Linked DNA regions of Homo sapiens: region 1 is linked to region 2. Evidence: read pairs that join two places in POLR2A ChIA-PET (ENCODE). Cell type or tissue: PC-9. All regions are shown on one strand. Links, peaks and the distances in the headings refer to the core of each region. The heading gives the core; the rest is flanking DNA. Region 1 overlaps PRKCA (protein kinase C alpha). Region 2 overlaps PRKCA (protein kinase C alpha).

Region 1 (5,373 bases), core at 81-5,080, 85 kb after region 2:
CATGGGCTCTACAACATTGGCTGTCTTCCTGTTTAATTTCCCTTTCTACTGACAGTTTTGCCAATTCAGTGATGGCTTTAGCGCCATGGCTCAGCGGCACCCAAGCAGCTTGAGACATCCGTGGTTTGGGGGTCATCTTAGTTATTTCATGGAATGAAAAGTTTTACATCCAAGATACTCGGCCCCCAGTCATTTCTTTTCTGTATCAATTTAGTCTCTCTTTAGTTTTGGTGCATGTGGTTGACTTGTGGTAGTCTAAGGTGTTGACGGACTGGCCCAGAGAGAGATCTCAAAGCTAGTGAGAATGTGTCCAGGTTCTTGTTTGATTTTGTTTTGGTTTGATTTTGATTGTGGTCGAGATAAGAGGCTTTTCCAGGTGAAAATCTCGTAGGCCTGGCATCATACCTGTAATTAATGTTTATCTTCTGCTTTATACTCTCAGATTAAAGACAGCAATGGTATAACAGCAAGGCTGGAAAGAATAAAGTTTACTCCTGTTTTATCTCTCTCTCCAAACACCGTAGTGTTCCAGAGACAGATACTGATAGTCTCTTGTGCTCATGAACTCCTAGTAGCTCCTGATAAGTACATTTCTCAGAGAATCAGCTCTGAGCCCATTTGTGGGGAACAAGTGTATGGGAAAGTCGTCGATTCTGCAGGTGTTGGGAACAGTTCTGTAATGGGATAGCAGATCCCTCTTCTGCTGGCGGATGGAGGAAGGATACCCTTGCCGGTGGACAGTTGCCTCCTAATCAGGAATTATGCCTCATGCTCAGCCAGGGCCTTCCAGGCAAGGAAGCCGAGCAAAGCCCACTGGAAGACAGGGCTCCCTCGGGCACAAACAAGAACAGCTTCCTGCTCCTCTCCAGCCTCAAAGGTTCATGCGCCTTGTCCCTCAGATAAAGGTGCTAGAAAGAAGGTTGGTGTCACTGGACGTCGTCTCTTAGGGTGATTCAGCTACTTCAGGCGAGGGGTTGGGAGGAACCAATAAATATTTTTGTCTTTGTTTGCCACACTGATGTGAATGCTTATAATTTTATTAGCAGCTGCCTGGGAGCCAGGCCTGACTTAATTTAATTTAATCTCCTGGGTTATTTCAGTTCGGTTTAGTCTATTTTAAGCACAGATGAAGAGGAAATAATCAGACCGAGGGGAAAGATGAGGGAGGGGCTGGAGGGGCCATCCGCTGCCCTCGCTAGTTCCTCAGGCTTAACTTGTCTTGATATAAAGGGAATGACTTCATGGAGGCAGGTTAGCCAGACGAAGTTCTAGCTCTCACTGTGTTTTGTCTCTGGTATCATCACCTTGTTCTCTAAGAAAAGAAGCATGATATCAGCTTTGTTGGGGGAGGGAGGATGGGGGATATTAATTATGCCACTAGAAATACAAATGGAGCAATTTTCTTGTGCCAGGCAGGACTGAATAGTGACACCTTCCCCGGCCCTCCCTTTCTCCTTTTAGCAAACTCACTGATCACTGTGTTGTGGTAGCTCTTTCTCTTTGGAGTGTTTTTTGTTGTTGTTGTTTGGTTTGTTTGATTTTGGGGTTTTTTTTTTTTTGAGACAGGGTCTCACTCAGTCACCCAGGCTGGAGTTCAGTGGCGTGATCTTGACTCACTGCAACCTCTGCCTCCCAGGTTCAAGTGATTCTCGTGGCTCAGCCTCCTGAGTAGCTGGAACTACAGGCACATGCCACCACGCCCTGCTAATTTTTGTATTTTTAGTAGAGATAGGGTTTCGCCATGTTGGCCGGGCAGGTCTCGAACTCCTGGCCTCAAGTGATCCACCCGCCTCGGGCTCCCAAAGTGCCGGGTTTCTAGGTGTGAGCCACCGCGCCCAACCGTCTTTGGAGTGTTTTGATGCCCTGGGATTGGTGGTTTGGGAGGCAGGATGGCAGAGCCTCCGCTTTGAGCAGTTTCTTCTGAGTGAATATGTGGTTCAGAGGCCCACTCAGCGAAGCCCAAGGCCCAAAGACCACCAAGTCCTGTGGCCTGGGCTGCCCTGCCTGCCCTGAGCCCAGGAGCTGCGTCCCAAGGCCACCCCATCATTTCCTGCCCCCAGGGCCTGTGAGGCTGTGCATTTGGTTTAGTACCAGGAATCATCAAGAACAAGAGAAATTCATGGGCCCAGTCAGAGAACCCAAAGGTAATGAGAATGTCCAGAGGGTTTTTTTGTTTTAAACAGTGATTGAGATGATAAGAGGTATTGCCAGGTGAAAATCTCTTAGCCTTGACATCATCAAAGAAGAGAGATTCGTCATCTCATGATGAAGAGAGATTCATCTCAATTTCTTGTTTCTTTGGGGTTTTTGTTTTGCTTTGGTTTTTTTTTTTTTTTTTTTTTTTTTTGGCAATGTCTTGCTGTTTCACTCAGGCTGGAGGGCAGTGTTGCGATCATAGCTCACCGCAGCCATGATGAGCTGCCGGGCTCAAGTGATTCTTCTGCCTCAGCCCCTGTAGCTGGGACTACCACACCCAGATAATTTTTTAAATGTTTGTACAGATAGGGTCTGACCACATTACCAGGCTGGTCTCACACTCCTGGCCTCAAGCAATCTTCCCACCCCAGTCTACCAAAGTGATGGGATTACAGGTGTGAGCCACTGTGCCCGGCTCATTGCAGTTTTATATGCCAACCCTGAAAGCAGAAAATTGTATCCCCACTGAAGTGCTGGTTCCATGAACCCAGGATTTTTATGGGTCTTATTCATTGCAGAATCCCCGAACTCATGGTGCCTGGGACCCAGCATGTTCTCAGTGTGTGTCCGAATAACACTGGAGGGTTTTTTCTGGATGATACTGATAATTACAGAAGTTAAGAGTTATTAAGTGCTTATTTTGTGCCAAGCACTATGCCAAGGGTTTTACTTGTATAATCTTTTTTAATACTTAAACGGTTCCTATTGCATGAAACTCTTACCTTCATTTAAATGGAGGCATAGAGGATTTCAGGAACTTGCCAGGTGACAAGGTGGAGCTAGAACTTGAATCTAGGCAGAACATTTTTATCTGTGTCCTGAGAGTTTCCATGAGAACATGACCAAAAGGTTTTCTGGTATACGCTGAGTCACCTGCATGAGTGTTCATTCAGAACCATCCTCCCAACACCCTGCACAGTGGAGATGCCCTGAGAAGGGAGCATCGCTGGGCTTGGGGCTGAGTGTAGGAGTGGCAAGAGGGGGTCCAAGTACCTCCCATGGCTCATTAAAGTCACCTGAGTAGACCTGCTAAGCACTCACTCCTCCATGCCGGATTTCTCAAAGTGTGCTGCTGGTCTACCTGGAGTGGGGTAGAGTACTTCCCCACCCCAGGCTTCCTGAATCAGATTCTCTAAGAACAAGCGCAGAGCCTGCAAGTAAATTCTATTGTTAGTGAGTTCTCCAAGGTGGTTCTTAGGCACCTAACATTTGAGACCTGCAGCTATGGGTATTTTTGCTCCTAGCCTTGCGGTATGTTAGATTTACTTAAAAACATACAAGTGTCTATATGTTTGGGATGGTGTTGGAGGGAATTTATTAAAACTAGAGTTCTTCTTTATCCAGAAAAGCACACACATTAGGAAAGGCAATAGCATCTGAAGACAGAGGAGTGGCGTGTAGCTCATTTTGGCCTTTCCTGTTGAAGGCCCCCAGGTTCACTCTTGGGATGACCAGGCCCCTAGAGACCAATTCCAATGTAGTCCTGACTGGGCAGTCCATCAGGATGCCAGTTTATGAATTTACAGAGAACAATAAAGTTGACCATGTGACTTGATGAGAGCAATCAGTGTAGAGAAGATACCAGGCAAGGCATAATGAACCCATTTTATTGATTTGTCAAATTAAGCACCATCACATAGACTACATAGAGCAGAAATCCGCTTTGGGAGTGCCTTCTCCCCTACAGACAAACCTGAGGGGACTCAGAATGCTGCCTAGCAAACATAGAATTATAACAAGGGGATGTGATAAATGTTGGATGGCAGCAGACTAAGGTTTAACATTCATCTCAAGTTAGAGGCGGCTGCTGTGCTGCTGGGGCCAGAAGCACTTGAAGTCAAATGCTTAGATGCCGCTCCTTGGACCTGTGTCATAGGCTCTGCTGACATTTGCCTGGAGCCTCTGCTTTCTCGCTGCTCATTTGAACATATTCATACTGGACACAAGCTGGTCCTACAAGCCTAGTACCTCTCAGAACCCTCTCTCCTTCAGGGGACTTTGAGAAGCTCTGCTCTGATCCAATATTGATGAATCCAGTAGTTTGTTGATTTCCAAAGAAAGATCTTGCTTTCCTCATTTCCTACTACCCAAGGAAGGGAGAATCACCTCATTATGGCTCCAAATTTCAACAGATGTTATATAAAGGGCTATATAAGTATTCCTGTATCTTCATTCTTTGCAAAAATGCCTTCCCCAAAATCTGACTCTTTGTCTGTCAGATAAATGATATGTAGAATTTTGTATCTTACCTTCTAGGAGAAAGAGTAGTCGTAACTCTCCATGCCTCTCCAGGGAACCCTTTGAATCCCCCCCCCACACACAAATTTAGAGATTATTTCCAGGACAAAGGACTATATGAAGGACCCTTAACTATCTAGTACCCAGACTAGTAACGTAGACTTTGGTGATACCATGAAAACGAAGGCATAATCATGTGCTATGAAAATGGATTAGGAAGCAGCTTCTGTTCACAGTAGAAAGAATCTTAGAGATTTCCCTGTCCAGCCAACTCCTTTGTTTTCCAGACTGAATATAAAAACTCACTAAAGATTGCCCAAGAAAGTGAGCAGCAGGACAGAGCAAGCCGAAGGTCCCTGCCCAGTCCCTTCCCCCACCTCTGCCACCTTTTAAATCCCATCTGGAATGTCTGCGTGTTTAGTTCAGTTGGAGGTTAGGGATCTAGGAGGTAAAATGGCCACCAGGATGATGTCAAATCGAGTTAAACAGATACAGCCTTGGCCTTTAAAGAACAGACCACACTGGAGGCATATGTATTCATCCGTTCTTACACTGCTAATAAAGACATACCTGAGACTGGGTAATTTATCAAGGAAAAAGGTTTAATTGGCTCAGAGTTCAGCATGTCTAGGGATGCCTCAGGAAACTTACAATCATGGTGGAATCTTCACATGGCGGCAGCAAGGAGAAGTGCAGAGTAAAGCAGGGAAAAGCCCCTTATAAAGCCATCAGATCTTGTGAGAACTCACTCACTATCACAAGAACAGCATGGAGGTAACTGCCCCCATGACTCAGTTACCTCCCACCAGGTCCCTCCCACAACACATGGGGATTAGGGGAACTACAAGATGAGATTTGGGTGCAGACACAGGGCCAAACCACATCAAGGAACCACATTCAAAAGCCACCCACACAGGGACAAGTTAACAACATGAAAGC
Region 2 (5,373 bases), core at 112-5,111:
AATAGCTCAGCCCCTGGCCTGCTTCAGACCTAGAGCTCAGCCAGCCTGCACTTCGGCTCTGGTTACGTCTTGGAGATCTGCTCTGTTTCTAGCCCAGGGAGGTGCGTAGTTTATATGGAAGTGAACTATATCTTTTTAAAAATACATTTCCTTCTTTTCTTTTTTATTGCGTCCATGTATTTAGAGCTAAAGGAGAGGTCCACAGCATGAGTTTATACTTCACCTTAGCCAGAAGTCCCTGCCACATTTATCCTTAGATCAGAGAATGACACTGGAGTGAGGACGGGGTAGTGGGGGGTAGGGAGTGGGGTGCTGCCCTAGCCTGTTCCCAGATGCTGCATAAGTCATCGTTTTCAATCCTGCATGCTTAGCTTCCGACCCCTGTCACCCTGCCACCCCCTCAGAAGCTGCCGCACACCTGCTCTGTGCCATGGACCAGCCAGAGTGCAGGGTTTGTGTCATGCGCCCCCTCCACCCCGTGAGCTCTTTCTTTAACCTTTCTCCTGCAACTCCTCCTCAGCCCCCTTTGAAATGCCAAATTCAGAAGCTGTGTTTCCCTTCCTCAGCCAGCTAACGAGAGACTGAATTTAAAACAAAACAAAACAAAACAAAACAGCCCTCATTGTCTCCCTTTGATATTTGCCTTTCATCTCGTCTGTCCCAGGGTCGGGGCATCCACCTAGGCCAGCACTCTGGAAAGACGCCTCACCTGCAGCAGGTAGAGCCCAGCAAGTCGGTCCAGGCTTCCGCACATGGTCATGTCCCCATGGGTTTGTCCACATGGGTTTGTTTGTCCTTGGAAACCCTTCAGCTCCAGGGAGCCTGAAGTCCTTGGCGAAGGATAAAGTGGAAGGGGAATGCAGCATGAGGGAGTCTTTCTGTTCATATTCACCACCTGAAAATTACAATGGTTCAAGCAGTGCACCTTCTAGACGAGGTGGTCTCAGCAAGCCTTAAAACCATCTGGTCAACAAGAGCAAAACATGTATAAGGCCATGAATGTACCTGGGGCTGGTTTGGTTTGGTTTGCACAAACCACCCCCTCCTCTGAGTGATGTATAAATAAGAAAGTAAACCCATCTCCCTGCCAAGTCATTCTAAAGAAGTAGCCCTGTCTTGGATGCCCATGTTTGTCTTCCACACCCTTTAGTGTAGAAGACATCAGGGCCCACCTCTGCATCCTGGGCCTGTGGTTCCTGTCCTCTTCATCCAGATCTGTGACTGTCGTGATAGTGTCCTAACTGACCGCCTGTCTCTCTGGTCTTGTGCCTCCTCCCAGCCGTCCTCGGGCCCCCTTGCACTGTGGATCACGTCCCCATGCCGACACTCATCTGTTTCGACCTGTGGGTGGCTCCCCGCGCAGCTCGCCAGGCAGGCCTCTGTGAACTGACTCTGAGAGTGCTCTCTGGCCCCACCGTTGCTTCTCACCTCTGCACTTGCAAGAGGCTACTTGTGCTTCTGTGCAGGCTGTGGCCTCTTGGGGCTCCCTGCATCTGTGGTGGCTGCTGCTTTCTGCTCGGAGCATGTGCACATGTGCGTTCCCTAGTCAGTACACAGTCAGCCCCTGCTGTGGCGCTGGCACACAGCAGAGAGCAAGAGAAGTGGCTTTGCCCCCCATTGAACAGACAGAGTAGTAGGGAAGACAGACATCAAGCTAGTCATCACGACCATAATTACGTAATTACCCTTTGTGACAAGAGCTGTGAAGTGGCAGGAAGGAAGCAGACCAGGGTCAAGGATGGCCTTCCTGTGGTGTGATGTGTAAGCTGGAATTTGGGTAGGAAATAGGTGGAGAAAGAGCCTGAAGAAAGATGTTTCCGGAACCTGCGATCAAGATGTGTGAAAGTCGTGATGGGAAAATGAGGATGACGGTAGCAGTGGGTAGGGGTCAGAGGTCACGCTTACCAAGGGTTTACCGTGTCAGGCACGGGTCTGTGTTACCTCATCACGTCCTCATACGACACTGCAAGAAAGGTGCTTTTACCATCCCCACTGCACACATGTGAAAACTGAGGCACAGAGAGGCCAGTGGGCATGCCTGAGCTCACGTGGCTGGTAGGGTGGTGGGATTTGGACCCAGGTAGTCTGGGTCCCGGGATCAAGCTGCAGTCACTGCAGCATCTTGCTGGGACCTTGAAAGAGGCCTTTGTGACTGGAACTGAAACCAGGGAGCTAAGGCTGGAAGGCAGAGGCAGGGCCATGGAGATGGTTTAGGAAGTGAGTGATGAAATTTGGATTTTTATGTGATCAGACTTGGTTGGGAGGACAGTGGATTGAAGGAGAGGCAAGGGAAGGAGGCAGAGAGAGGAATTATACACCGAAGGTTAAAAAAAAAATCGGGGGTTGGACTTCCCTCCTTCTTTCACTTGGTGCTTTCTCCTTGCCCTTCAAGACCTGGTGCAGGTGTCACTCTCTCTCCTCGGCTCACTCTCTTTCTCTGCGCCGGAGATCCTCAAGATCAGGGGAGATGTCTCGGCATCTCTCAGGGTTCCTCATGCACAGGCGGCTTTCCACAAATAAATGAAAGGAATGGAGGGAAAATAGTTACAAAGCTAAGAAGCAAGATGTTTCATTGGGTAATTTAACTTTTCAAGTTCATAACTCTGATGTGACTTTCACAGTGTAAGCTGCCTGTGGCTGATACTTTACTCATGGAGTACTAGTGGTCTGTTATTCAAGCTAAAATTTCCATTTCCTTATTAGCCTGAGTGACCAGCATTACTCCCCTAGCTCCACATTCTTAGGGAGTCAAGAGGTCGCTTTCAGCAGGCCAATCTGTGCACGACCTGCTGGTGCTGCAGCATTCCTTACTCAGATCTCAGAGACCCTGGGATTTTGCAGTGCTTTGGAAAGCTGACAGGGCTGGCACTGGGGGCTGGCTGGGATGGGAACAGGCTGCCCCTCTTGGCTCTCCATATAGGCCTGAGAGCCACGTGGTCCCACATGAGACACTGAGCCATGTTTGGGCTCCGCCTCCAGGGTTCCACGCATTCTTAGCATCTCAGCAATCCAAGGACAAACACATCAGCTTCCCCGTAGCTAAACATAAGAAAGTTGTCCGTGTTTTTATATAAACTTTACTGACATTTAAACATGCATACTTCATGAAAAGTGCAATATTGTCAGTGTGCGGTAAAGTGGGTTTTCGCCAACTAAACACACTTATGATCAAAACATGCCCGGATTTGCACCCAGATCAGGAAACAGAACATGACGCCACCCTGCGCCCTTCTTGCTTCCCTTCTGTTTACTGCACTCCTCGTGAAGGTAACCTTTGTCATCGCTTCTAACAGCCTGGATTAATTTTGCCTGTTTTTTGGGCTTTCTACCAATGGGATCATACAATGTGTAGAGAGGATGTAGGTTTAAGATGAGATTTGTTGCCCCCCCCCATGCTCGATTTATCCCATGTTCCTAGAAATTATAGAGATAACACAAGTGGAAAGACAGTCTCACAGTCTCATGACAGGAAGGTTACCCATCCGGGGTCAAACCATGCTTGGCACAGAGCCACTTGTTAGGATTCAGCAGTAATTAAAATGACTGTGTTGTTTATAAATTGTTTTATGAGTGCATTAGTGCCTTGTTTATTTTTTATCACCAGAGAAAGAGTGATCCTCCTAAGTAAATGTTCTAGATCAGTTGAGAAAGCAAACTTTCTCAGCCAAGGGCCAGCTAGTAAATATTTTTGGCTTTGCAGGCGCATATGGTCTTCGTTGCAACCACTCAATTCTGCTCTTGGGATGCAAAAGCTGTCTTGGACAATATATGCACAAATGAGGCTGGCTGTGCTCCAAAAAAGCTCCATTTGTGGACATTCAAATAGGAAGTTCACATAATTTTCACTTGTCACAAAATATTATTCTTCCAACTTTTTAAACTTGAACCATATTTGAGAGGGAATCTTTCTGAAGTGTTTTGTTTTTTCTTTTTTGTTTTTTGTTTTTGAGACAGAGTCTCTCTCTGTCCCCCAGGCTGGAGTGCAGTGGCACAATCTTGGCTCACTGCACCCTCTGCCTCCTGGGTTCATGCCATTCTCCTGCCTCAGCCTCCCATGTAGCTGGGACTACAGGCACCCGCCACCACGCCTGGCTAATTTTTTGTATTTTTAATAGAGATAGGGTTTCACCGTTTTAGCCAGGATGGTCTCAATCTCCTAACCTCGTGATCTGCCCGCCTCAGCCTCCCAAAGTGCTGGGATTACAGGCATGAGCCACCGTGCCCGGCCATCTTTCTGAAGTTTTTAAACACTGATCTAAATTCTCAGGATGAGCTGAGAACATTTTCTTAGTAAATATGGGCAACATGGTTTAATAAAACATGGAAACCCTGGCACTGTCCTTTTGCCGTGTCTCTTTGGGCAAGTTTTAACTTCTCTGGGTCTGTTTCATCTTCTATGGGATGGGGATAAAAGGAAGGACATTTAGCCATTAGCCCCAGGAGAGCCATGCTAGTTATTTGTGAACAGAACCCCATCTGAAGAGTCACGGAGGATCCTAGTTGGTCAGTGTCCAGGCTGTGGCAGTTGTTAAATATTTTGAATATCACTCTTTGTCATGACATCCTCTCTACTGAGGTCTTGTATACACTATGGCCAGCATTTGCGTCGTGTATAGTAATTGCTGTTTCTCCTCTTCCCATGGAAATGGCTGTAGGCATTCTTGGCTAAGAGGGATACTTCTGTATTAACTACCGCAACTCAAGGACTTCTGTGCTACAGGTGGAATATCCTTATCCAAAATGCCTGGAACCAGATGTGTTTTAGATTCAGATTTTTGGATTTGGGATTTGATATAGTGTGGCTGTGTCCCCACCCAAATCTCACCTTGAATTGTAATAATCCCCATGTGTCAAGGGTGGTGCCAGGTGGAGATAATGGAATCATGGGGGCGGTTCCCCCCATGCTGTTCTCATGGTAGTGGATAAGTCTCATGAGAACTGATGGTTTTATAAATGGGAGTTCCCCTGCACAAGCTCTCTTGCCTGCCGCCATGTAAGATGTGACTTTGCTCCTCATTTGCCTTCCACCATGATTGTGAGGCCTCCCCAGCCTTGTGGAACTGTGAGTCCATTAAACCTCTTTCCTTTATACATTGCCCCATCTTGGGTATGTCTTTATTAGCAGCGTGAGAGCAGACTAACACAGGATTCTAGGCCTGTAGTTTGTGTAGTTTTCCATTCCCCTAGTGGCCACCAGGATGTGAGCTGTACCTTCACCTAGCCTGCCCTTAAGTCAGCTCCTCTACCAACTCTACCTTGCTGTTTCAGATTGGTAGGCTGATTAAAACTCTCTAAAGCCAGAGGAGGCCTGCATTCCACCCTCAGCTGAGTGTGAGCCCCGTGTGACCTAGGAAGTCAGCAGCACAGACTTTG

What was found. Peaks named below come from ENCODE experiments on the same cell type or tissue, not always from the same donor. Only the 100,000 strongest peaks of a DNase experiment are listed, where the experiment ranks them.
Region 1: POLR2A ChIA-PET joins it to region 2 with 8 read pairs; 3 of 35 experiments call an interaction of 5 or more read pairs at or near these places.

Annotation. Positions count from the first base shown.
Region 1 is chr17:66,662,327-66,667,699 of GRCh38, forward strand. All of the region lies in intron 5 of PRKCA (protein kinase C alpha), which reads left to right. Among named protein-coding and RNA genes, the nearest start is that of MIR634, 120 kb to the right of the region's middle. In PC-9, for the core only: no CTCF peak of the experiment used is centred there; no DNase peak of the experiment used is centred there; H3K27ac peaks cover 30 bases.
Region 2 is chr17:66,577,547-66,582,919 of GRCh38, forward strand. All of the region lies in intron 3 of PRKCA (protein kinase C alpha), which reads left to right. Among named protein-coding and RNA genes, the nearest start is that of PRKCA-AS1, 160 kb to the left of the region's middle. RefSeq lists an enhancer at 14-974. In PC-9, for the core only: no CTCF peak of the experiment used is centred there; a DNase peak (open chromatin) is centred at 2,715; H3K27ac peaks cover 451 bases.